3 separate regions of the Mus musculus genome follow, and regions 2 and 3 are each linked to region 1. The links are chromatin loops, found by intact Hi-C in ENCODE. Cell type or tissue: heart. All regions are shown on one strand.

Region 1 (8,000 bases):
CTAGGTTCTCGAGGATGTGTGAGAAGACACATGTGCATGAGCACCTGCGGACTGAGACCTAGGGTGGAAATATAGTTAACACATTCATAGGGCTAGAAAACACAAGTGGCTGATAAAAAAGGTCAAAGAGCATCTAAATATGCAGACAGACGCACCATACTACAGTCACATATTGGGAGATATAGCATGAAAAGCTATCAATTCTTACCAAGTTGATGTTTAGTTTATTTCCTATCAGAATCTCGGGAGGATGGGAGGGAAGCTGGGAATGCAATTTAGTGGTAGAACAATTACCTAACACATACAAGTCCCTGGAGTTAATCCCAGAACTGCAGGGAAAAGGAGAAAAGATGCTTGGCAGGAGAAGAGCAATGTAAAGATGATACTACAATTTATATTAAAAGGCAAAAGGGATTAGCTAAAAATTACTTTGATCACTAAAGTGGAAGAAATAGATATACCTGAATTTGTTAATTTTTTATTTTGTGTGTCTGGGTGCTATGTGTCACAGCATACATGCTGAGGGGTCAGGGGTCAACTTACATGAGTCATTCTCTGGGTTTCAAGGACCAAGCTCAGGTGCCTTTACACACTTAGCCATCTTACTTGATTTTCAAGACTTATGGCCATAGAGATAGCTTCAGAAATCAAGCCAGTGTGGTATTGGTGGAGAACAAACATAGATTAAAGAAAAGCATATATAGAAACAGAATCTGAAGGAGGTAGAGCTGTCTGCTTTAGTTACATGATAGAATTTTAAAAATAATATTGAAATTGATGTAGCAATTAAGCAGTAAGACTATATGGGACTGTAGAAATGCCTCCGTGGTTACAAGAACTTGTAATTACAAGGACTGAGGTTCTGATTCTAGCACCTACATAAGAGGCCAAGAGTCTGTTAGACCCCAGCTCGAAGGGATCACTGTTCTTCTGGACTCTGTATGTACGTATAAACATACATAAACACACATACACGTCTGCATACACTCACTTAGATACAGATAAGTAAACCTAGACTGAGATAATGATTATAGTGATGATGCCTAGAATGTCCACAACTTGCTTTCTAAATACCAATCTCCAATAAAAGAATCAGGGCTCTGTGAAGAAGTGGCTGATGCCATGCTAGACAGAGAAAATACAAGTGTTTTGCAGTATCAGAAAATTAGTGAAAGGCAAAAATTATATACTTAAGCAGGGGCAGAGAGGTAAAAGCACTTACCTCACCAGCAACCTGAGTTCCATCCCCAGAACCCACATAAAAGTGGAAAGAACTGACTCCATGCCAACATTAGTGTACACACACACACACACACACTGACTCTATGCCCACTTTAGTACATTGTACACACAGACACACACACACACACGGAGACACACAGACACACACACAGTAATAGTAAATTAAATTTAACAAAAATTGAAGCAAGCCAGGCATGGTGATGATGCCTATTATCTCAGCACTTGGAAAGTGGAGGCAGAAAGATAAGGAATTCAAGGCCAGCCTGGGCTGACTACATAACAAGTAAGGCCCTGTCTCAAAACAAAGCAGTGGGGTCAGAAGTTCACACTGATATAAACTGATTATATTTTAAGAAGCTTCGTTAATAGCCAAGTCAGCTAGTAACATGACTTTAATCCCATCACTTAGGAGACAGAGGAGGGCAGACTTTTGTTACTTGGAGGTAAAGCAAGTTCCAGCCAGGGCTATGTGAGACTCTATCTCAAAAACAAACAACAAAGTAAGGAGAGAGGAAATCTTCCTCACAAGGCCTCCCAATAAAAAAATGTAGAACACCAAGCTCACTGCTACAGACAAGATGCTAATCAGGAAGGGAATGTTGAGAAGAAACAGAATACTTGAATGCAGAATTCAAAATTCTTTCCCCCTCAAACAGTACAAATTACAAAATTAAACACATATTTTAAAGTGGTGAAATGTCACAAGTGCCAGTAACAAGAACACATCAACCTTATCTAAGCACAGGAAAACATCAGATATAAGAACATTCTAATATTTCAAGTAACAAAATACTTCAAAAAAGATTTTAGGGACTGGAGAGGTGGGCTGTTGATTTAAGAGCACTGACCACTGCTTCCCCAGGAGCCTAGCTGACCATAGTTCAATTCCCCGTGCCCACCTGCAAGCTTACAACAGTCCTGTAAGTCTAGTCTTAAGAGATCTGACAGTCTCTTCAGACTTCCATAGGCACCAGGTACACACATGGCATATAGGCACATACAGTGAAACATTTACATAACAAAATCATTTATTTGTTTTATTTTATTTTTGTCAAGGTCTTAAGTATGGCTATGCTTGGTAATGAACAGTACTACCCAGGAAAGTTAGGCAGGAACAGCCTATAGGATGGACCACTGAGTAAAGTTATCTAGTGTCAAGACTGTGTAGTTCAGTTGAACCTGAGTTCAATCGCAAGAGCCAACACAGCAGCAGGAAAGACACCCACAAGTTGTCTTCTAATCCCCACAGGTACACTGCCACACATATACATGCACTCAAACAAAAATAAGATGTAGGGCCAAGTGTGGCAGCACACACCTTTAACCCCAGCACTGAGGAAGTAGAAATAGGTGGATTTCTATGAGTTCTATGCCAGTCTGCCCACATGTTTGATGTATGAGTTCCAGGCTAATATAAGAGGGGGAGGTTAGGGAAGCCCAAACCAACAATTGCATTGTACCGGGGCAGAACCGGTGACAGAAGTTTCAAAGTTTCTATAACATAGGTTTCCAAAGCTTAGATAATTAGAACAATGGACTTTCTGAAGCTGTATTAAGAATGAAGCACTGCTGGGCTGGAGAGCCAGAAAATGAAGCTCACGAAATGAAGTCACCTAAAGCTAAATGGGTTCCCCCATCAGTTCACTTTCTTGCTTTATTTATTTATTTATTTAAATCATTTTACTCTCAAGCAACTCGGACATTACAAAATACTCCTTGAACACTAGAAGACACACACACACACACAAATATATAATATATATATAAATAAGGTTGGGACTGTGAGCACGTTTCAGCTTTCAAGTGCGTTATCAAAGCTGAATTTCAAACGTGCCCTCTCAGCTTAGAAAACATTTCTACCTTTATTACTTTTAAAATTTGAGAGAAGGGCTCATTAAATTGCCCAAGCTCCCGGTCTTTCTGCCTCCGCTTCCTCAGTAGCGGGGATTACAGGCCGGAGCTATCACACCAAGCTGTTCGAAGCTTTTTTTAAAATCTCAAACATTTTACATCACAACCGCAGGGCTTTTTTTTTTTTTTTAATTTTTATGTTTTTAAGGCAATAGCATAACCGACCCACACAGTCAAACATGGACCTACGTGTGGAGTTTGTCAAGAATACCGAGAGTCATAATGGCGGACACCGGACTGCTGGACAACACCGCTCCGATCGTCCCGCTCCCCGCAGAACCGCCCTGGGCCGTGACGCCGCCCGGGCCAGGTCACCGCAACTGTGCCCCGCCGCCCGCTCCTGCACCCGACCTCCCAGCCGCTCACCGACTCACGCCGGAGCACTCAGCATTCTTCCTAATGGCTGTTCGCTCCCAGGGCCCACTTCCTCCGCGGGCCTCTCTGCGAGAGCGGAAGTACGCTTCTGAGGTCTATCTAGGAAGCCCGGAGGAATGCCATCTCAGCTGCTCTCCGCCCAAATGCCTCCCTGGCGCCTTTGATGTCTAGGCACTGGCTTGGCAGTAAGGCTGAAGGTCTAACTTCCATGTCCTGTCCGCTGTGTCTGGAGATAATGTAAAACCCTAATCCTCCGTCAGAGGTTCACATTTGGACCCTACCTGGGACTTCCTAGAGGGTCATTCTGAGAATTATTTTACTCAAGAAAGTTCCTGTGGGTGGAGAATGAAACTTGGCATAGCCTTCACCCTCGGCAGAAGTGAGAGGCTGTAAGGAAGGCGTGTGACTGGAAAAAAATCCTTAGGGTCCCTCAGTAAGAAGAGCATTATCTAGATGAGTGGTATGGAAGGGACACTGTTGAGAAGCAGCCTCTTATCTCCCTGTGTATTGAGTAAAGGTTAAACGATCTGAGACTGGTGCAGGAACTACACCAGGGCACTAACAGGCCCAAATGGCAAACATGGCACTAGCAGGTCTTGCTCTCCCCCTTCACTCTTCCTACCTAAACTGTAAGACCATGACCTTCGGTCAGTGGTACTTACTTTGTGACATTCTCTAGTGAGACACCAAAATACAGATTGATGCAAAAGCAAGAGGTTTACTTTCCGGCACGAAGGATCGACCTTCAATTAGTCCCTCAAGTCAAGCGACTAGAAGGCGAACCCGAATGGCTATTACAAGCAGTTTTTATACATTCAGGTAATTCCTCCCGCTGTGTCTCTAGGGTAGGGATATCCCAGGAATCAAAGACAAGGTCCAACCACCAGGTATAAGGCAGGTGTTCCTCTGTAGTGGACCAAGCCACATCCCCAGTGGCTGGAAGTACTTGCCAAGTCACTTTGGTAGGGTTGGGTGGGGTGCTGAGGCTCAGCACGAGAAGAAAGATACACCACAGCCATCTCATGGTTTCTTTGGCCTTGCGGGTGATCTCCAACTTGGTAATTGTGTGGAATCTCTGAGGTACCTCCGTTAATCAGGGCACTAAGTTTAGTGTCACAGTTCCTGGTGGCTGATCGGGAAAGCTTGCAATCGAGCCATAAGATCTGTGTCAGCTTGAAAAGTCACTCTGGGGTTGGGGGAGCATTAAGAGCCAGGGTCAAGGGAGTGGAGGTCCCATACAGGATCTCAAAGGGAGTTAGATAGAAATGATAGGGAGTATTTCTGGCCCTAAACAATGCCATGGGAAGGAGCAACACCCCGTCTGTACCAGTCTCTACCAACAGTTTGGTTAAGGTCTCCTTCAGGGTCTGATTCATCCTTTCTACCTGCCCTGACCTTTGGGGACAGTATGCACAATGGAATTTCCGATCTGTGCCCAGTAATTTACCTACTCCCTGGCTTACCTGAGAAATGAAGGCTGGCCCATTATCTGAGCCAATGGTTTTAGGCATACCAAATCAAGGAAGTATCTCTTCTAGTATCTTCTTCATGACCATCTGTGCGGTTTCTCTCTTGGTGTGGTAGGCTTCTACCCATCCAGAAAAAGTATCTACAAAGACTAGGAAGTACTTATACCCATATTTTCCTAGTCTGACTTCAATAAAATCAACTTCCCAAAATACTCCAGGATGATTATCCCGTAGCCTTTTCCTGATGGTGCCTTAGTGGGTGGATGAAGACACAGAACTCTAAGCTCCTCCTGCACCATGCCTGTCTGGATGCTGCCATGCTCCTACCTTGATAGTAATGGACTAAACCTCTGAACCTATAAGCCAGCCCCAATTAAATGTTGTTTTTTTATAAGACTTGCCGTGGTCATGGTGTCTGTTCACAGCAGTAAAACCCTAACTAAGACAGAAATTGGTACCAGCATAGTGGGGTATTCCTGTGACAACCTGACCATGTTTTGGGGAGGACTGTGGAAGGACTTTGGAACTTTGGGCCAGAAGAAGATCCATTCGATGTTAAGAGCTCTGTGAGATGTTGTGTAGGAGCTTGAAAGATATTGTTGAGAACAGTGCAGAAAATGGAGGCCTGGCTTGTGAAATTTCTGAGGGAAAATTAAAGACTCTTTTCAGGGCCATTGCTATTTTGGATTGTGAAGATTCTGTGGTTCTGGTTAGCTGGGGCTGAAGAATCAGCTGTGATTAACAAGATACCAGAACTACTAAAGTGAAAACTTTGCATCACTGGGTCTATTAATGCTGGTTAGCTGGAGCTAAGAAATTAGCTGTGATTAAGAAAAGACCAGCATCATTGAGGTAACATCTTCTGGGAAGTGTTTTCTGAGAGCACAGAGGCTGTGTTCCAGAGATAGCCAAGGTTGTACCTTGTGCTGTGGCTGGACTTAGTAATGTGTAAGAGTTATCCATGGTTTTGAAGGCATGAAGGGGTCACACAGAGCAGCTGAAGCTCAGCACTGTGAGAGGCCATGGAAGGCCATTGGTGAAGGTGCAGCCTCATTTGCAGTTGATGGCCCAGGACTAAAGGGGTCATGCATTGTTTTGGAGATGCCAGTACCATGAGATGACCACCAAGAACAGCAGCAGCAGTGAGTACAGGCATCTGGAGCCTAGGGGACAAGCTGTGTACTACAAGGGATAGGGCTGGAGAAGTGACCCAAGCCCTTGGAGGAGCCCAGAAGATCCTGAGTTGGATCCCAGACATTGGACAGTTGGAGTTTAATTTTTGCTTTTGATTGTGACTGTGCCCTGATATTTTTCCCTCTTGATGGAAGAAAATATTTTAGTAGAGCCCACAATTAAGAGACTTTGAATTTCCAAAAGACTTTGAATTTTAAAAGATATTGGATATTTTAAAGGGATTGAACTTTTAATATGTAAAGACTGTGGGACATTTAAAGTTATTTAGATCTTGGGGATGAATAAGAACTAAGGGTTGAAGCTTACTAGTGATGTGTTTGTGTGTCAAGTTGACAAGGGGTCAATTGTACTGACTAGTTTTGTGTCAACTTGACACAGGCTGGAGATATCACAGGGAAAGGAGCTTCAGTTGAGGAAATACCTCCATGAGATCCAGCTGTGGGGCATTTTCTCAATTAGTGATCAAGGGGGGAGGTCCCCTTGTGGGTGGTGCCATCTCTGGGCTGGTAGTCTTGGTTCTATAAGAGAGCAGGCTGAACAAGTCAGGGGAAGCAAGCCAGTAAGGAACATCCCTCCGTGGCCTCTGCATCAGCTCCTGCTTCCTGACCTGCTTGAGTTCCAGTCCTGACTTTCTTTGGTGATAACAGCAGTGTGGAAATGTAAGCTGAATAAACCCTTTCCTCCCCAACTTGCTTCTTGGTCATGATGTTTGTGCAGGAATAGAAACTCTGACTAAGACAGTGGGATAGGCGCTTACCTTCTGACAAGCTTCACAATTTCTGGCTATCATGTCTGCTAGTTTTCCTAGATTTAAAAGTACCTATACCTAACCCCTTGATCACCTGTTCTAGCTTTGTACTACCAAGGTGGGTATATCTGTGCATTTGTGTAAACAGTTCAAGGGCCTGATGTTCTGGTAGGATGGTTTTTCCCTTCAATGTGATTCTTCCAATGTCCACTTTTGTCCAAATAGTGGGACACTCTTTCATCAGCTTAAGCTTATGATTAGTATACCTAGGTGGTAGCCAGCCATTTCTCAAGTTCCAATCTGAGCTCTCTTCTTCTGGGTGGTTTGTCAAGAGTATAGTCTTTGTTTCTTTCCTCGCTCCTTCCTTTGCCACCCTGTCTGCCAGGCGGTTCCCACTAACTATGGGGTCCTTGCCCTTCTGGTTTCCAGGGCAATGGATTATACTCAATTTTTCCAGTTTAAAAAGGGCCTGTAGTAGGGCAACCATCTCTGGTGTGTTTCTCATGATCTTGCCTTCTAAGGTTAGGAGTCCCTGTTGTTGATAAATGGCACTGAGCACATGTGCAGTCTCAAAGGTGTACCTGCCGTACCACTGCAGCTTCTGCCTTCTGTTGGCAGTCAACCAATAAGTTGCACATGTCTCTCAGATCTTGCATGGGGCAATAGTCCTGAGTAGCAGGCTTTTTTTTTAAACAGGAAACAGGGGTGTGTTCCAAGCAGAGCGACACTTGCACAGGACCCCCAGTTGTAACAGCCTGTCAATGTGAGGCTTAATACCTTCTCGTGCCTCCCCCAGCATCTGGTACTGGTGCACTGAGACAGGATCAGCCTAGGTCTTAAGATCCACAAACACAGGAGCCTGCAGACATGCCTGTCCTAGCCCGGCTGTTTCATCCCAAGCAAGAGGAAACTTTTCCAGTCACCAAGCAATGTCCTGTGTCTTATGGGTTTTGATCTCAAATTGTATTCATCCTCTAGTCTAATAGTAAGGACCTGGACAGGTTCTCCAACGGGTCCCCTCAATTGAGGGCCCTCAGAAAGGAAGTGGATCTGAGCCCCAA
Region 2 (8,000 bases), 61 kb before region 1:
TAGGTTACTAACCTCTATAGGTTATCCATTCTTAGACTTTGGGAATATGCCACCTGTGCAGGTTTCCAATCTATCAGGCTCTAAAGTGCCTTATCTAATTTAGGAGGCCCTAGAAGGTGCTTGGATACTCATTCTTCTTTTGAAGCATGAGCCTCATTTAGGTCACCAAGTAGCCTACACTGGTGTTAATTTGGGTAGAACCATTCTCAGAACTTGATGTTCACTGACATGCAAGGTACCAAGGGCAAGAATTAGTCTCATACTTTAAATAATTTTAACTATTTCCTTTCTTCACAAGAAAAACTACCATAAAATAAAAGTTTCATGCCAGTAAACACAATCACAATTGATGCAGATGGAGCTCAAAAAAAATAACACTTAATAAAGTACCCATCAGGGCCAAAGAAAACCATTTAGCTCTACGGCTTGTTACTACATGCTAGCTGAATATTAAGTACTTGCTTGAAACTAGAAACTACTAATACCAAGAGAACTGTACTTGCTTGAAACTAGAAACAACTAATACCAAGAGAACTCTACTGTGATTGTAATTATTCAAGCTGTATTGCACTTAATACTAACATATACCTTAATATTTATACTTACTAGCTTTGAAGATACAAACACATAGGGTAACTAGCTGTGTTCTAGATCAGTGTTTCTCAAACTAACAATTGCTACTGGGTCCTAATATAAAATGTCTCTCATACTGTAAGCCATGGTTCAAAAGCTTAAGAATCACTGCTTAAAAATGCCATGATAGTTTAGAAACAATAAATGCAGATGAATTTCCTACAGAAATGACATGGCTGTTTCTGAGAATTTCTGCCTTTGGGTTCACTTTATAGATGTGAAGAAAGCAAATCTCGAAGCAAGGATGAATATCAAGCTGCAGTAGAAAGATTGGTCATGGCTGCTCGAATATCGGACCCCAAGCTTTTCATTAAGCACATGACTGTCAATATTAACAAGGAGCAGGTGTACAGTCTGGAGCACTGTTCTGCTTTGAAATGGCTGAAAGAGAATATGAAGTGGGCTGGAAAGGTTTGGCTTTTCACTAACCATTAGTAAAGGGTTGTTGTTGCATTTTCTTTTTAAGTTCAAATAATCATTGTTGAAAATAAAAGAATAAAAATAACTCATCGTATTCAGCATTTGTATCTTATTGACACTAGAAATTATCAAATAGTTTTCAAGCAAAAAAATTTCATTTACATGCAATGGTTTTATTAACAAAAAGTGATTTTTTTAAAGTGCTTTTTTACTTAAATTTAAAAGGACCTAAGTATGGAAAATTCCTCTTTGGTAATTTATTCAGAGTAAAAAGCAACACTGGGTGCATTTAAACATCAGTGCCCACAGTGCGCAGTGCAGTAAACTAAAGAGTCACCAAATGCCATGACTGATTTTGACCTAGTCAGCGGTACTACTGCTGGAGTAAAAATAACAAAAAGCAACTCAGGGATAAATTGTTTATTTGGCTTGTGCTTCCATATCATAGTCCATCACTGAAGTCAGGGCATGAACCCAAGCAGGATAGGAACCTGGAGGCAGGAGCTGATGCAGAGGCCATGGAAGAGGCTGCTAGTGACTTGCTCATGGCTTCCTCAACCTGCCTTTTTTTTTGTTTTGTTTTTTGTTTTTTTTTTTTGTTTTTTTGAGACAGGGTTTCTCTGTATAGCCCTGGCTGTCCTGGAACTCACTTTGTAGACCAGGCTGGCCTCGAACTCAGAAATCTGCCTGCCTCCGCCTCCCAAGTGCTGAGATTAAAGGTGTGCTCCACTACGCCCGGCCTACCTTTTTTTTAAATAGATATTTTCTTCATTTACATTTCAGATGTTATCCCCTTTCCTGGCTCCACCTCTGAAAAACCCTTATAACACCCACTCCCCCTGCTCACCAGCTCACCCACTCCTGCTTCCCTGTCCTGGCATTCCCCTACAATGGGGCATTGAGCCTTCTCAGGACCAAGGGCCTCTCCTCCCATTGATGACCAACTAGGCCATCCTCTGCTACATATGCAGCTAGAGCCATGAGTCCCTCCATGTATACTCTCTGGTTGGTGGTTTAGTCCCTGGAAGCTCTGGGGGTACTGGTTGGTTCATATTGTTATTCCTCCTATGGGGCTTACAAGCTCTTTCAGCTCCTTAGGTCCTTTCTCTAGCTCTTCCATTGGGGACCTTGTGCGCAATCCAATGGTTGGCTGAGAGAACCACCTCTGTATTTGGCAGGCACTGTCAGAGCCTCTCAGGAGACAGCTATATCAGGCTCCTGTCAGCAAGCATTTGTTGGCATCCACAATATTGTCTGGGTTTGGTGGTTGTATGTGGGATGGATCCCCAGGTGGGGCAGTCTCTGGATGGTCATTCCTTTAGTCTCTGCTCCACACTCTGTCTCTGTATCTCCTCCCACGGGTATTTTGTTCCCCCTTCTAAGAAGGACAGAAGTATCCATACTTTGGTCTTCCTTGAGTTTCATGTGTTTTGCAAAATGTATCTTGGTATTCTAAGTTTCTGAGCTAATATCCACTTAGCAGTGAGTGTATATCATGTGTGTTCTTTTGTGATTGGGTTACCTCACTCAGGATATTTTCTAGTTCCATCAATTTGCCTAAGAATTTTATGAATTCATTGTTTTTGATAGCTGAGTAGTATTCCATTATGTAAATGTACCAAATGTATCCATTCCTCTGTTGAGGGACATCTAGGTTCTTTCCAGCTTCTGGCTATTATAAATAAGGCTGCTATGAACATAGTGGAGCATGTATCCTTATTACATGCTGGAGCATCTTCTAGGTATATACCCAGGAGTGGTATAGCTGGGTCCTCCAGTAGTACTATGTCCAGTTTTCTGAGGAACAGCCAAACTGATTTCTAGAGTGGTTCTACCAGCTTGCAATCCCACCAGCAGTGGAGGAGTGTTCCTCTTTCTCCACATCCTCCCCAGCATCTGCTGTCACCTGAATTTTTGATCTTAGCCATTCAGACTGTTGCGAGGTGGAATCTCAGGGTTGTTTTCTAGAACCCAGGACCACCAGCCCATGGATGGCACCACTCACAGTGGGCTGGGACCTCTTACATCAGTCACTAAGAAAATGCTTTCCTGCAGTGTGATCTCCAGAGGTGTTTTCTCCATCGCGGCTCCCTCTTCTCTAAGGACTCTAGCATGTGTGAAGTTAACATAAAGCAGCAGCACAGACTGAAAACACAAAGATCCAGGGCACCCCACCAAATGTCTAAGTTACCCTCCTAACAGCTCCCTTTCAGTGGGTCTCATATGACTATTACGTGTACGTTGTGGGAGGAGCACACATCCATGTGGATTTTTGCAGGACAGCGTTTTTGGAATCTGTTCTTTCCTTCCACCTCCATCTAGTTACGGTAATCAAACCACAGTGGTCAGGCTGGAGGGTCTGATAGCAAACACTTTCATCTGTTGGTCGACCTGGCAGCACAGTACTGTATGCTTTATGATAATATGTGACTAAGGACATTGCTAATGAAAATATTTTAAACAAATGTGCCAAAATATAAATATCTAACAAGGATTGTCCCAAAACACTAAGAAGTTAAAACTTCAGAAGTTGTCAGGTGGTGGTGGCCCATGCCTTTGATCCCAGCACTCAGGAGGCAGAGGCCAGCAGATCTCTCTTCAAGGCCAGCCTTGTCTACAGGACTACACGGAGAAATCCCGTCTCAAAACAAAAAACAAAAACTCCTTCAGAAACCACCTTCAGTATCTGTAGCCTATTCTCTTTAACATAGTCCTCACTCTAAATAGTACTGTACGCCACAAATTCAAGTCGTCTAGAGGGGAAAAGCCCTAAATAGGGTAATAAATGGGACAAGTATTTAAAGGAGTTCTCAAAATGGGTAGAGGCAGTGTCCTTAAATCTACAGTCTCACAAGGGCAGGAAAATTGAGTCCCAGCACTCTTAAGCTTGCGTGACATGTGGCGCACACACTGCCTCAGAGACAGGTGGGCAATTGTAAACTATGCTCCTGCAGACAAAGGACACGATGTGGGCCGCAAGGTCGTCTTCAGGAGAATGAAGATCTGAGAGAAGGGGTGGGATGGCTTCTTGCTGGTTGACCAAGCCAAGAGGTAGCAAAGCGAAAAGCAGTTTATATTCCATCATTTGCAGGTCTGGAGATCAGTTACAGACGTCCAATAAAGCAGTAAAAAGCCCATGCTGAGTACACTGAACGTTTAAAAACAGCCTAGTAAGGAGTCGCGATGTGTCATGCCTGTAATCAAAGCACGTAGGAGGCTGAAGCAGGAGAATTGCCGCAAGTTCAAGGCCAGCGTGGGTTACAGTGTGAGCCACTGTCCCAAATAATTAAACTATCTCAAATAGATTAGATTGAGGAAAAGTCAAGTGGGAAATGTAAGCCAGAGGAACCGGATCTTTCACACTCAGCTGCATCTGGGAAGCCTACCAAGACTACCAACGGCTGCTCAGCAAGAACTGCGTCACCAGAGCGCCTTGCATAGCTCCGCCCCTTCCCCCCTCCCCACCAGGGGCTGCGCGTGCGCGCTTTGGCCCCGCCCCTGCCTCCCGCTACTCCTTTACCTTTGCTTATCGTCCTCCCACCTGCCTGCCAATCATCTTTCTCCCTCAGACCTAGTCGGCCGGAAGAACCGGCTTGTGTCTCCCGAAGCTGCCTTCGGAAACCCGCAGATAGCGGGGTAAGGACACCGCTTTGAAGCGGGGTGGGAGGCCGCTGAGAGCCGACGTCCTGGCTGGGAGCCGCTTGCCGGCCTTGCGCAGGCGTTCTAGGAGGAAGGTCGGTCCGCCTTAGCCAATGAGCATGGTTCGTGCGGCCTGCCGGCTCCAAGTGTCGGGGCGTCCAAGCACGAACCCAGGCCTCTGAGACAGTGGGCCAGACCTGTCAGGAGCTCCCTGCAGAGCGAAAGTTGCCCAGGGACTCCACACTTGCCACACAGGCCTTGGCCTGTGCGTGCTGAGGCGTAGGCGAGGCTGTCAGATGGGAGCTGGGTTTAGGCTGCTGCTGGGAGAGCCTTGAGGCTGGTGGGGCCCTGGGAGGAGCTGCACCCCAAGTTGCGGACCTGTCCATTCACCTCTAGACCTGTAATCAAACTTATGGCTAAGTAGACTCTCAGAGGGGAGTCTGAGGCGTAGATTACTCAAGTGCACTTCACCACTAAAGAGCTTAAGGAGTGTGCTAATTCATTCAAGACATCTGTGGAATGTGTGTGTGCGAATGGGTTTAAGATTGTAGGATAATGGTAAAAGGAAACAGGATCAGGCTGAATTTTATCAGTTTGAGACCACCGATTGGAGATTCCAGATTTAATGTGGAGTTCATATAGTTTTAAAAAGGTGTCAAAGTTTGGTTGGCTGGTTGGTTGGTTAGATTTGTCTACAGATGGCCTACTGAAAAGGAACTGGAGATGCCTGCCATCCCTTGGCTTAGTGTTGATGAAGGAGTTTTAAGCTCAGGGAAATTGCAGTGCTAGAGTGGGTACTCTCTGAAAAACCTGATCCCTCATAATGGAAAGGCCCAGAAGACATGCCCTACACTAACCTATAAGATGAAAATGGTTTGAGGGGGCAACAGCAGGTCCGAAGAGTTTTTGTCGTAATTTTTTCTCTTGTGCCAGATCTTAGGGTTCAGTGGGTGTAATTGGACCTTGGAGTAGCACCAGTGCCTGTATATATTAGGTCAGGCTGGGCCAGAAGTGCCTGAATCCTTCTTGAAACTGTAGAGTTTGTAGTTATGATTTAACTCTCCAGCAAGATACAAAAGGAAAGCTAAAGAATTTGTTATCTAGCCAGGCGATGGTGGAGTGTCATTAATCCCAGCAATGGGAGGCAACAGGAGGCAGAGACAGTTGGATCTCTGTGAGTTCAAGGCCAGCATGGTCTACAGAATGAGGTCCAGGACAGCTAGGGGTGTTACACAGAGAAACTTTGTCTCCAAAAACAAACAAATGGAACTTGTTATCATTGATATGTCTAATACTGTCTCCTGGTTTTGCTCTGGTTGTTTACTTGGTTCCCTACTCTAAGTAGAAAGCCTAAAAGCATTTTTTTTTTTTTAAATCCTGGTCTCTGGGTGAGAGGGTGCATGCTTTTAATCCCAGTACTCCAGAGGCAGAAGCAGGTAGATCTCTCTGAGTTGGATGCCAGCCAAGTCTACAAAGTGATATCCTGTCTCCAAAAACAAACAAACAAACAAACAAACAGAAAGGAAAAGAAAAGAAAGGTAGTTAGGTATGGTTTTATCATTACTTGAGAGAAGAATTTTTTTTTCTAAAGAAAAATTCCAAGATAGTTACAAAGGGAAACCATAACTAAAGTGAAGTTAGTGTGAAGTTAAGTTAATTGAAATAAGTTACTTTCAAATACAGATTGTGCCAAGGGGCCAAAGCTCAGTGTTGAAGACCTCTATTTGATAATTTCTGTGCTTGTCAAAAATAATGGACAGAGGCTGTTAGATCTACAAAGCAAGTTCCAGACCAGCCTGAGCTACGTAGAGAGTTGCAGACCTTGAAGAAAGAAAGGAAGGAATGGAACAGAAAATAATACCACTATTAAGTAGATTCGGGTAGTCATTTATACTGGCTTGTAAACGAATTTTATCCTTCCATATCTACCTTCTGTCCACACAGTAGATCATTTCTTTAGGACAAGGCTCTCCAGGGTGCCCTCCCTGCCCTATAGGTGTAGCCTCAGGAAGTCTCCTGTTACTCTGAAAGTCGGAATCATTGCATTTACTGCTTTGTTTTACAGTTATCTACTTGTGTCTGTGTCCTGCTTCTCTACCCTTTCCTCAAACTAAGTTTAGTGAACACAACAAATGCTCGTTGTTTTACCCTGGACCTAACATGGAAGCACTGGTGAAGTGATAAATTAAGGACTCAGAATGCCTTCTGAGTCTGATGAGAGAGTTAGGAGTGCCTCTTGTCCATCTGTAGCCTACCTGAGGTTTTCTCTAAGTGGAAGGGCAGTGTATTCTGTGGAGTACTGGTAGCCGTCATGAGAATCTGTCTGCAGACAGAACTCCTGCAGCTGACATAGCTGCAATAGACTGTTAGGTCTGGTATCTCTAGCGTTTCCCAGAACCTGCCCCTGTGCTAAAGCAGTGTCTCCAATCTTCTGAGTCTTTGATTCTCTGTGTAACTGACTGCAGCAATTGAAGAGACAGACTGAGTTCTTTCAAGGATTTTACTCAGTTGAAGCTGAGATCTTGATTTACACTGCAGAAGAACTTATTAAGAAAAGGCTTTCATTTAAGCTAAGGGTGCTAACAGAAAAAAAAATCTCTTCCCACAAAGGTAGTAATTATAGAAAGTGTTCATATTACATATCAAATATGAATGACTATAGCCTGGGAAGATATATTCAGTTTTCCCTGAATAATATATTCTAACATAAAAGCAGTTACATGGGCTTTTAGTCACAGAACAAAAGAAAGTCATAAGTAGCTTGTAGCACTCTTCCAGAAGGTTACAGAAGGTTAGGAAGTTGGAAGAAGGACAACACACACACACACACACACATACGGATTGTATCCCCTCCTGAAACTACGCCAAAATAAACTCTTCTTATATTGCAGGGTTTTGTTTTGTTTTTTAATCACAGCAACAGAAAAATAACTAAACCACATCCTCACACGTAAAACGTTTTTAAATATTTTATTAGGTTAATTCTTTAGCATTTCACTTTGAGGATGGTAACATGGTGGTGATACGTTTTTAACCTTTCACTTGTTCAGCTCTTCTGTTCACTTTGTCCATTAGGCAATTAATGGATGCTTGGAAGTTGGCGTGCTTATTCGGAAATGTTTTGCCACTTGAGGCCTTTGAGGAGGTAAGCGCTGTGGTCCACTCTGTTTGTTTAGAGGAGGGTCTGTTGTGTATTGAGCTAATTTCAACTTGCTTTTCAGATCTCAAAACTGTATCATTTTATGGTTTTAGGCAGGAACAAAAAGAAAGAAAGAAAGAAAACTAATAAGAGTAGCCGAACTGTCTAA
Region 3 (8,000 bases), 57 kb after region 1:
TCACCTTACTCAACACCAGAGGCTCTGCAAAGGGGAAAAGCCCTATAAAAGCAATAAGTCTCACAAAGCTTTCATTCTAAAAAAAAGAGCCTTATCCTGCACCAGAGAATCCACTCTGGGGAAAAGCCCTGTTGTTGGGGTTGAGGAGTCACCCCACAAACCACATGAACACATGAACACCAATCTCAGTCAGACAGGGAAATGTATTGAACGCACACTCTAAGACTAATGGATCAGGGGGGCTGGAGAGATGGCTTAGCAGTTAAAAGCACTGACTACTCTTCCAGAGGTCCTGAATTCAATTTCCAGCAACCACATGGTGGCTCGCAACAATCTGTAATGGGATCTGATGCCCTCTTCTGGTGTGTCTGAAGACAGCTACAGTGTACTCATATACATTAAATAAATAAATATTATTTTAAAAAAAGACTAATGGATCAGGAATGCAGCTTCAGACTCAGGAGCTGGGAGCTGCGACCTCAAACATTTCTCAGGGCCAGCTTATGAAGGCTAAAACCACAAAAACCACATTGAGCTCATATGCAGGTGCAGAAAAGTGCTGCCCGGTGGTCAGCCCTGACTCAAACTATTTTAGACTACCAGTTTACGTTGACCTTTAGTTTGATGGGTCCTACATGAAGCTAATAGTTGTGGGATTTCTTAAGGTTAACAAGCCACATAACATACAGGACATATAACAGGGTGTGTGGTCAGCATGACCCTCCTCTGAGTCAAGTTATCAAAGACTGGCAGGCATATTACAACAACAGTATGAAATAGCTGGTGGGCATGGAGCAAAATGGCTTCAGCTTTGTGAGGGAGGCAGGACTCAACGCCTATAAATGTGTTGAATGTGGGAAAACATTTGCTCAGATCAGCGACTTCACAGTACAGAGACTCTTACAAGTGTAAGGAATGTGGAAAAGTTTTCATTCTAAGTAAAACCCTCCTCTTACAGCAGAGCCCAAACAGAGGAGAAAAACTTTGGTTGTAAAAAGTAGGGAGATGTTTAGTTCCAAGTCAAACCTCACTGACCATATAAGAATGCAGAGCAGAGAGAAGCCTTACAAATGCACCCAGTGTGATGAAGCTTTAGCCAGAGTGCTTATCTGTGCGACATCAGAGACTCCACAATGGAGAAAAGTCCTACGGAGTGTGGGAGAGTTTTTATTCCGAAGAAGAGCCTCATTTTCCATGGAAGCTTCCACACTGGAGAGACTCTCCATGAGCGCAAAGACTGTGGACTCAACAGAGACCTTTCTGACCATGAGAGACTCCGTCACGGGGAGAAGCCATATAAATGGAGAGTGTGGGAAAGCCTTTATTATGACCAAAAGTTTCATGGTCCCTCACAAGCACAAGCTCCACACCCAGGAGAAAGCATTCAAGTGTGAGGACTGTGGGAAGGTGTTATCATTCAAGCCTGCTCGTACTGTAGAGTCCACACTGGAGAAAAGCCCTTTGAATGTAGTGAGTATAGGAGAGCTTTCAGTTCAGTCAGGAACCTCACTGAGCATAAAGCAATCCACAGTGGTAAGACGCCTGTGAGTGCAGTGAGTGTGGAAAGGCTTTACCCACACAGAAACCTTACTGAACATCAACGAATTCACAGTGTGGGGAAAAAAAATCTTATGAATGTCATATATGCAGAAAAATCCTTACCCCTAGCAGAAATCTTATGGTCGGTCCATCAACGAATTCACACTGGAGGAAATAAACTTATAAATGTGGAAAGTGTCAAAGAGATTTTAGCCAGAATGAGAATTTGGTGGTACAGCAGAGAATACACACTGAGGAAAAACCTTATGAGTGTGAGAAACGCAGCAAATCTTTTGCCTCCAAGAGAAATGTAATTGGCCAGCATAGAATTCACACAGGGGAGAAATCCTATGGGTGTAATGATTGTAATAAAGTTTTTAGGCAAAAAATAAAACATCACTGTACAACAGAAAGTTCACACAGATGAAAATTACCATGAGTGTGTGGGGTTCACAAAGGAATTCTTATGGACTTCAAGACTTCATCAATAACAAAAGTTCATACTGTGGGAGAATTATTTGGGCTGCAAATATGAGTCCATTGAGTCCCAAACAGAGATTCGGGAAATCTAGGTAGGGCTAGGCATATGCATTAGTATAAGAGTGCTTACCAGCATACACGAGATCCTGGGTGTGATGGTCTGAATATGCCCGGCACTATTAGAAGGTGTGGCCCTGTTGGAATAGGTGTGTCACTGAGGGTGTGGGTTATAAGACCCTCATCCTAGCTGCCTGGAATCCAGTATTCTGTTAGCAGCCTTCAGAAGATGTAGAACTCTCAGCTCCTCCTGTACCATGCCTGCATGGATGCTGCCATGTCCCTGCCTTAATGATAATGGACTGAACCTCTGAACCTGTAAGTCAGCCCCAATTAAATGTTGTCCTTATAAGAGTTGCCTTGGTCATGATATCTGTTCACAGCAGAAATGTCCTAACTAAGACACTGGATTTGAACCCAGAACAGTAAAAAAGAAAAATACAGTCATATGTGAAACAGCACACAATCACAGTGAAGTAACTGTTGAATATGACCCCCTAGGTCTTAATAGGGAAAACTCATGACCGCTCTGACAGACAAGTTGAAGAAACTTCACCTAGGTTTCTAAAGTCTAGAAAAACAATCTCAATTCTAATTAAAAGATAGTTTGTACCAAATCATTTATTGTGACTCTGGAAAGAGGCTCTGGAGCACTTTAAGACTGAAGAAACTGAGTTTGTCTCATAAAGGGTAATGGTGAGGTTGTAAATGATAGCAAAATAAGTTTTTTAATTTAAAAACTGGTCATTGTTTCTAAACATGTACATCATACATTTTCTTAACATGGTGTAGGTGCTACAGAAAACCTATATAATAGTGTAATCCAGAGTTGTGATCCAGTTCTGCTGCCTGAGAACAACCTGTGAAGAGCACTGGATTTAGGCTCAGAAGACATGGGTTTGGAGTCTGGATCTCCCCTATACTATGTGATGTCATTTATGGCCTCAAACTCTTAGTGCCCCAGCCCCAGCCTCTTGAGAGCTGGGATCACAGATGTGAGCCACCAGTCCTTGGCATGATACTGTGTAATCATTTAAGATTTACCCAATGAGGAACCCGAGTAAAGGGCGCTGCCTTCCTCTGGGTTTATCATTTCAAACACACAAAACCAAAGAGCGGTAACTGGAGTATTGTGAAACTCATTTGGGGGGCATCTCTGCCTGAAATGTTTGTGAGTTTTGTTATTGTTAGGTTTGATTTTTGTTTTGAGGACCCGGTCTCTCTATGTAGCCCTGGCTAAGCTGGAACTCACTATGTAGATCAGGCCAACCTCCAGTGCACAGAGATCCACAAGATTATGGTATGGCTCTGTGTGCTGGTGTGCACCACCACTTCTAACGGTTTTGAAATCTTTTGAGACAGTTAAGTACATCTGAATATGAATAGTTGTTAATTTTTCTTATTGGCAATGATGGTGGTGTACTTGGAATAAAGAGTTTTACTGTTTATAATTTCCAAAATTGACCTTAATTATATATGAGAATTAAGGCAAATATTGTCGAGATGAAGGATAGGGGTATCCTCTGTACCATCCATCAACCTTTCTGTACCATTTGATATTTTGAAGATAAAAATGCTGAGGGAATTTTCTAAGATCGTCAGCTCTGGTAGGTAGGGGCTCGGCTTGGGAGAGTGCCGCTGCCTGGCGGGCTAAAGCCCTGCCCGCCCTGGGCACCGAGGTGTACGACCCCCGTCGATTCCTAGAGAGGCCGGCCTGCCTGGGGAGCCGGAAGCCCGGCGCAAGGCACTTCCTGTCCGGTCATTGTTCTCAGCCCCGTTGCTGCCGAGAGACTCTGGAGTCTCATCCGCGAAGCGGCACCGGCCCGGTTGGGCCTTCGTGGCGAGCCGGTCGCAGCGGGCGGCGAGGGGCGCGGGACTGTTCTCCACCGACCATCGCGGGGCCGGGAGGTAGCTCGGGGTGTCCGGGCCGGGCGGCGAGCCTGCTGGTCGGGATGGAGGAGGGCGGCCTGTGCAGATGTCTCGGGCCTGCTGGGGCCAGGGGCCCGACAGTCTGGCCAGGAGACTCAGGCACGTGGTGAGACGAGTCTCAGAGGCTCTCCTGCCAGAATAACCCGCCAGAATTACTCTTTGAGGCCGTGGTGAAAAGCGTGGCATTACTTAGGAATTTAAGTTTGCACAGTGAAGATGATGTTGGAAAATGAATATGAGTACCCTGAAGCAGCAGCAGAATAAGGCAATTTAGTAAACATTAGCACCGGTTTCTAGTAAAAGAACCAAAGAGGGATAGAAGCACAAACCTCAAACTCCTTATATACAGCTAAAATAGATTGTTTGGCTTTATTTAAAATAAAACAAAACCCCTGTCGGCTTATCTGAAATAAAGAAGTCCCGTTAATTAGTAGTCGTGTGCCTGGCTTTAGATGCTGTTTTAGAAAGCCGTTTGGCAATAAATATAAACCCTTAAGCTAGTGATCACGCAGTTCCTTCTAAAGGAGTAATGCAGCTGGTCAAAGGAATTCTTCGTACAGGAAACTATTACTAAAATAAGCAATAAAGCCCACGTTTGCTAAAGAAAAGATTGTAAATTTAAAATCTTTTTGAATTGTGTGTCAGAATTGTGTGTGTGTGTGTGTGTGTTCTGTAGCTAGCGTATATTGAAAGACAAGACTTGTAAAACACTCATTGAGTCAAGAACTGGTTGTGGCTCAGTGGTAGAGCATTTGTCTAGTATACATTAGGCCTTTGTATGGATTCCCAGCACGGTAGAAACAAGCAAAACCACCAGTCCAGAAGGGTGAACCCTGTGCAAGTGCAGCCTGAAGGTGCACACACTGGGGACTGGGTAGGGTATCACCCAATTTGTGTATGTATATGTTTATGCGAAAGTATGTATAGGTCAGTTTTATGTGTTTATTGACAATTATAGAGTATTTGTGCAACAATTAAAAATAAGGATAAACAAGGTCAACATGAGTAATTTTGTTTTACAACCAAAATTTAGTCTTATCAAATATTTGGAAGATGTGGGAACTACAAAAATGAAACAGACAAAAAGAACCTCAAAAGTACTTGTAGTTATACTCTCTGAAATAATCATTCTTTTCTCCTTGGTAGTGAATCTCTCTAAGATCCCCTTTTTAAAAATCCGTCTAGCTGGGCAGTAGTAGTACACCTCAGCACTTGGGAGGCAGAGGCAGGCAGATCTCTTGAGTTCAAGGCCAGCCTGGTCTATAGAGTGAGTTCCAGGAAAACCAAGGCTATACAAAGAACCTCTGTCTCAAGGAAACAAGAAAACAAAACAAAATCAGTTCCCATAGTAAAAAAAAAACTGTAAGTAAAATAATAATTATCACTGGATTGGAACTTTTCCTTACTCTTTTTCTATATAATAGTTTTTACAGTTAAAATGTTAATTCATTCTTTCCTTCCTTCCTTCCTTCCTTCCTTCCTTCCTTCCTTCCTTTTTCTTTCTGAGTCTCAGTATGCAGCACTGGGTGGTCTGTGTAGACACAAGTGCTGGGATTAAAGGTGTATACTACCAGGCAAGATATTATTTTGTATCAGAAATAAAAAGTGATTTATACATCTATTTTTGTTATTTATAGTCAGCCCCTATCATTTGAAGGAGAATGAAACATTACTGTTTTACTGTGACCACCAACCAAGGACTAGTAACCAGTGGCTGTGTGTTATCCTTGCTAGATTAGCTGTTAACTCTCTTTTTCTGGTGTTGCAGTGAATAGCTCATCTTGGCTCTGGAGACTTGAAGGTTAGATGGAGCTTGACCGATGTTGGGTATCCCTCAGCTATCAAGGATCCTGCATTGAACAGAGAAGATGACTACAGAATTGAAAGAGACCATGGGCAGAGCCTCTTGGGACCCAGAGAAGGTGAAAATGGAAGAAGATGATGAAAGTGTCATAAGTCAGGCATCCAGCCAACAAGTGTACTATGAGAACGACAAGGACTGTGCCCCAGGGGAGGGTCCTTATGGAAGCATCAGTGTATCAGAAGATGAGGAAAAGGTAAATGATGATCTTGGAGAGAAGAGAAATGCAGACCCCAAATAGTGTCACAGGTCCTCTGCTGCCAGACCCAGACTCCATTTTCCTGATTAGGGCTCTGACCTTTATTCCTTTGCAGTATAGTGAGACTTTGCCTTCTGAATGATGTGCTGGTTGTTCTGTAGGTCTGCAGCTTCCAACCATCGATACATAGAACTTGATCGTGACAGTATCTTGGTGCCCACATTATACTCTTATTCTAATCAAACCAGATTCTGGGAATAAGACCTGGGTTTCTGTGTTTTTACAAATACATTTGGTGACTCCATCCAGTTCCTTATCATAGTTAGTGTCTGTCCTCTGAGGTGTTGATGCAAGTGTAATTGGGTGTACGAGGTCTGGGATGTTGCTGCAGATACTGCTCATCTATAGGCAAATAGTTCAGCTCAGCCTGGCCTGAGTTCCTGAGTCTCCTGCCTTCACTACCCATGTACTGGTATTAAGGGCATGCATTGCCACACTTTGGCTTGCCCTTAGTGGTTTCAAGCACACCCCACGTTCTTTCAAAGGTCTTCCAGAGCTCTCTATGAGAGTATATGACCAGAACCTAGGTAGGTTTGATCTTTGGGGAGCAGAAAATCCTGCTGAAAAATGTGTCCCAGTACTGCCCTCAAACTCTATTAACCAGGGGTGACCTTAAAGCTCTGATCCATCTACAGCCACTCCCCATGTGCTGGGCTTATAGATCTGTGCCAGCACACCTAATTTCTATAGTGTGAGGTGAGCGCTGTGCGATCTAAGCTCCTTAAAGCCACACACCCTGCTGGTCTAAGCTAGGATTTACCAACAGTATAGGGTGTGTGTTGTAGAGCTGAGTGATGTTACAAATCAAAGTGGTAGCTTTGCTTCTCCACCCAGGTCTCCTTCAACCTAGTCTCTGTGATCTCCAGGAATGGGTTTTCATCCTTGAAGCTATAATCACAGTGCTCCAGTCTTCAGTCCCTTCATAAACAAACTATATCATTTGTTTCTAGGGTCAGGAAATGTTCCGGGAAATGGCAGTGGTGCTAAAAGCAACACAGGAGGCTGCTGCTGCTTCACCCTTTGGGAGCTACTCGTTGGCAGGGACTCTGGCCGAGAGTCAAATCCTGGAGCTTCATGGGAACCCAACCCCAACAGGTAAAGTTCAGCTCCCTGGTCTCAGTCGCATTAAGACTGTGGATGGGTGTCTGCTTTCTCTTTTTGAGTCACATAGTGTGAAGTGTTGACCCTGTCAATCGTTCAGAGCTGCTCGCATGGTTGCCACGGTGCGTGACTCGTTTCACACAGGCTAAAGGCCACAGAGCTGAATTCTAACCTCACTTTTTCATCATGCTTACTGTTCAGAACTTTTCATGTCCACACACATGTAAACCCATGTCTTCATGTGTTTTATGGTTATTTATAAGTTGCAAACAAAGGATAGTGCTCTGTACATTTATTTTCATTTTCTTTTCTGAGATGGTCCCATGGCCCACACTAGCCCAGAATTCACTAAATAGACAAGACTAACCCTAACCTTGAGTGTTGGACTCCTGTCTCTACCTCCCAGGTGCTCCCATGTATGCTGGGATTAAATCTAAGGCTTCATTCATGGTAGGCAAACCATTCACCAATCAAGTTACATCCTCAGTCTTAAATGTCTTAAATCTTAAGAAAAGGCTCGACAGGTAAGAGCTCTAGGTGTTCTCCCAGAGGACTTGGGTTTAATTCCAAGCACCCAAATGGCAGCTCACACCTGTCTATAAGTCCAGTTCCAGTGGACTCCCTCAAAAATTCATGTAGGCAAAACACCAATACACATAAAATAAAATGAAATAATTTTTAAAAGCAACTTTAGGACTAGTGAGACAGCAAAATAGGTAAAGACTCCTGATGACCTAAGTTTGATCCTGAGACCCATGTAGTGGAAGAAAGCAA

The links. Peaks named below come from ENCODE experiments on the same cell type or tissue, not always from the same donor. Only the 100,000 strongest peaks of a DNase experiment are listed, where the experiment ranks them.
Region 2: a loop joins it to region 1, with 5 times the contacts of the local background. A loop is called at or near these places in 8 of 42 quality-filtered maps.
Region 3: a loop joins it to region 1, with 6 times the contacts of the local background. A loop is called at or near these places in 6 of 42 quality-filtered maps.

What each region holds. Positions count from the first base shown.
Region 1 is chr9:122,862,395-122,870,394 of GRCm38, forward strand. It overlaps Zfp445 (zinc finger protein 445), which reads right to left and starts at 3,612. Exons shown (of 7, transcript NM_001359935.1): 1 at 3,520-3,612. In heart, no CTCF peak of the experiment used is centred here; a DNase peak (open chromatin) is centred at 3,607; H3K4me3 peaks cover 2,688 bases; H3K27ac peaks cover 1,627 bases.
Region 2 is chr9:122,801,000-122,808,999 of GRCm38, forward strand. Topaz1 (testis and ovary specific PAZ domain containing 1) reads left to right here. Exons shown (of 20, transcript NM_001199736.2): 20 at 849-1,136. The coding sequence ends at 1,068. Tcaim (T cell activation inhibitor, mitochondrial) reads left to right here and starts at 4,548. Exons shown (of 11, transcript NM_001013405.2): 1 at 4,548-4,689; 2 at 7,768-7,837. The coding sequence starts at 7,779. In heart, no CTCF peak of the experiment used is centred here; DNase peaks (open chromatin) are centred at 4,652 and 4,762; H3K4me3 peaks cover 1,670 bases; H3K27ac peaks cover 1,326 bases.
Region 3 is chr9:122,919,235-122,927,234 of GRCm38, forward strand. It overlaps Zfp105 (zinc finger protein 105), which reads left to right and starts at 3,844. Exons shown (of 4, transcript NM_009544.2): 1 at 3,844-3,984; 2 at 5,774-6,062; 3 at 7,076-7,220. The coding sequence starts at 5,874. In heart, no CTCF peak of the experiment used is centred here; a DNase peak (open chromatin) is centred at 3,827; H3K4me3 peaks cover 1,530 bases; H3K27ac peaks cover 1,100 bases.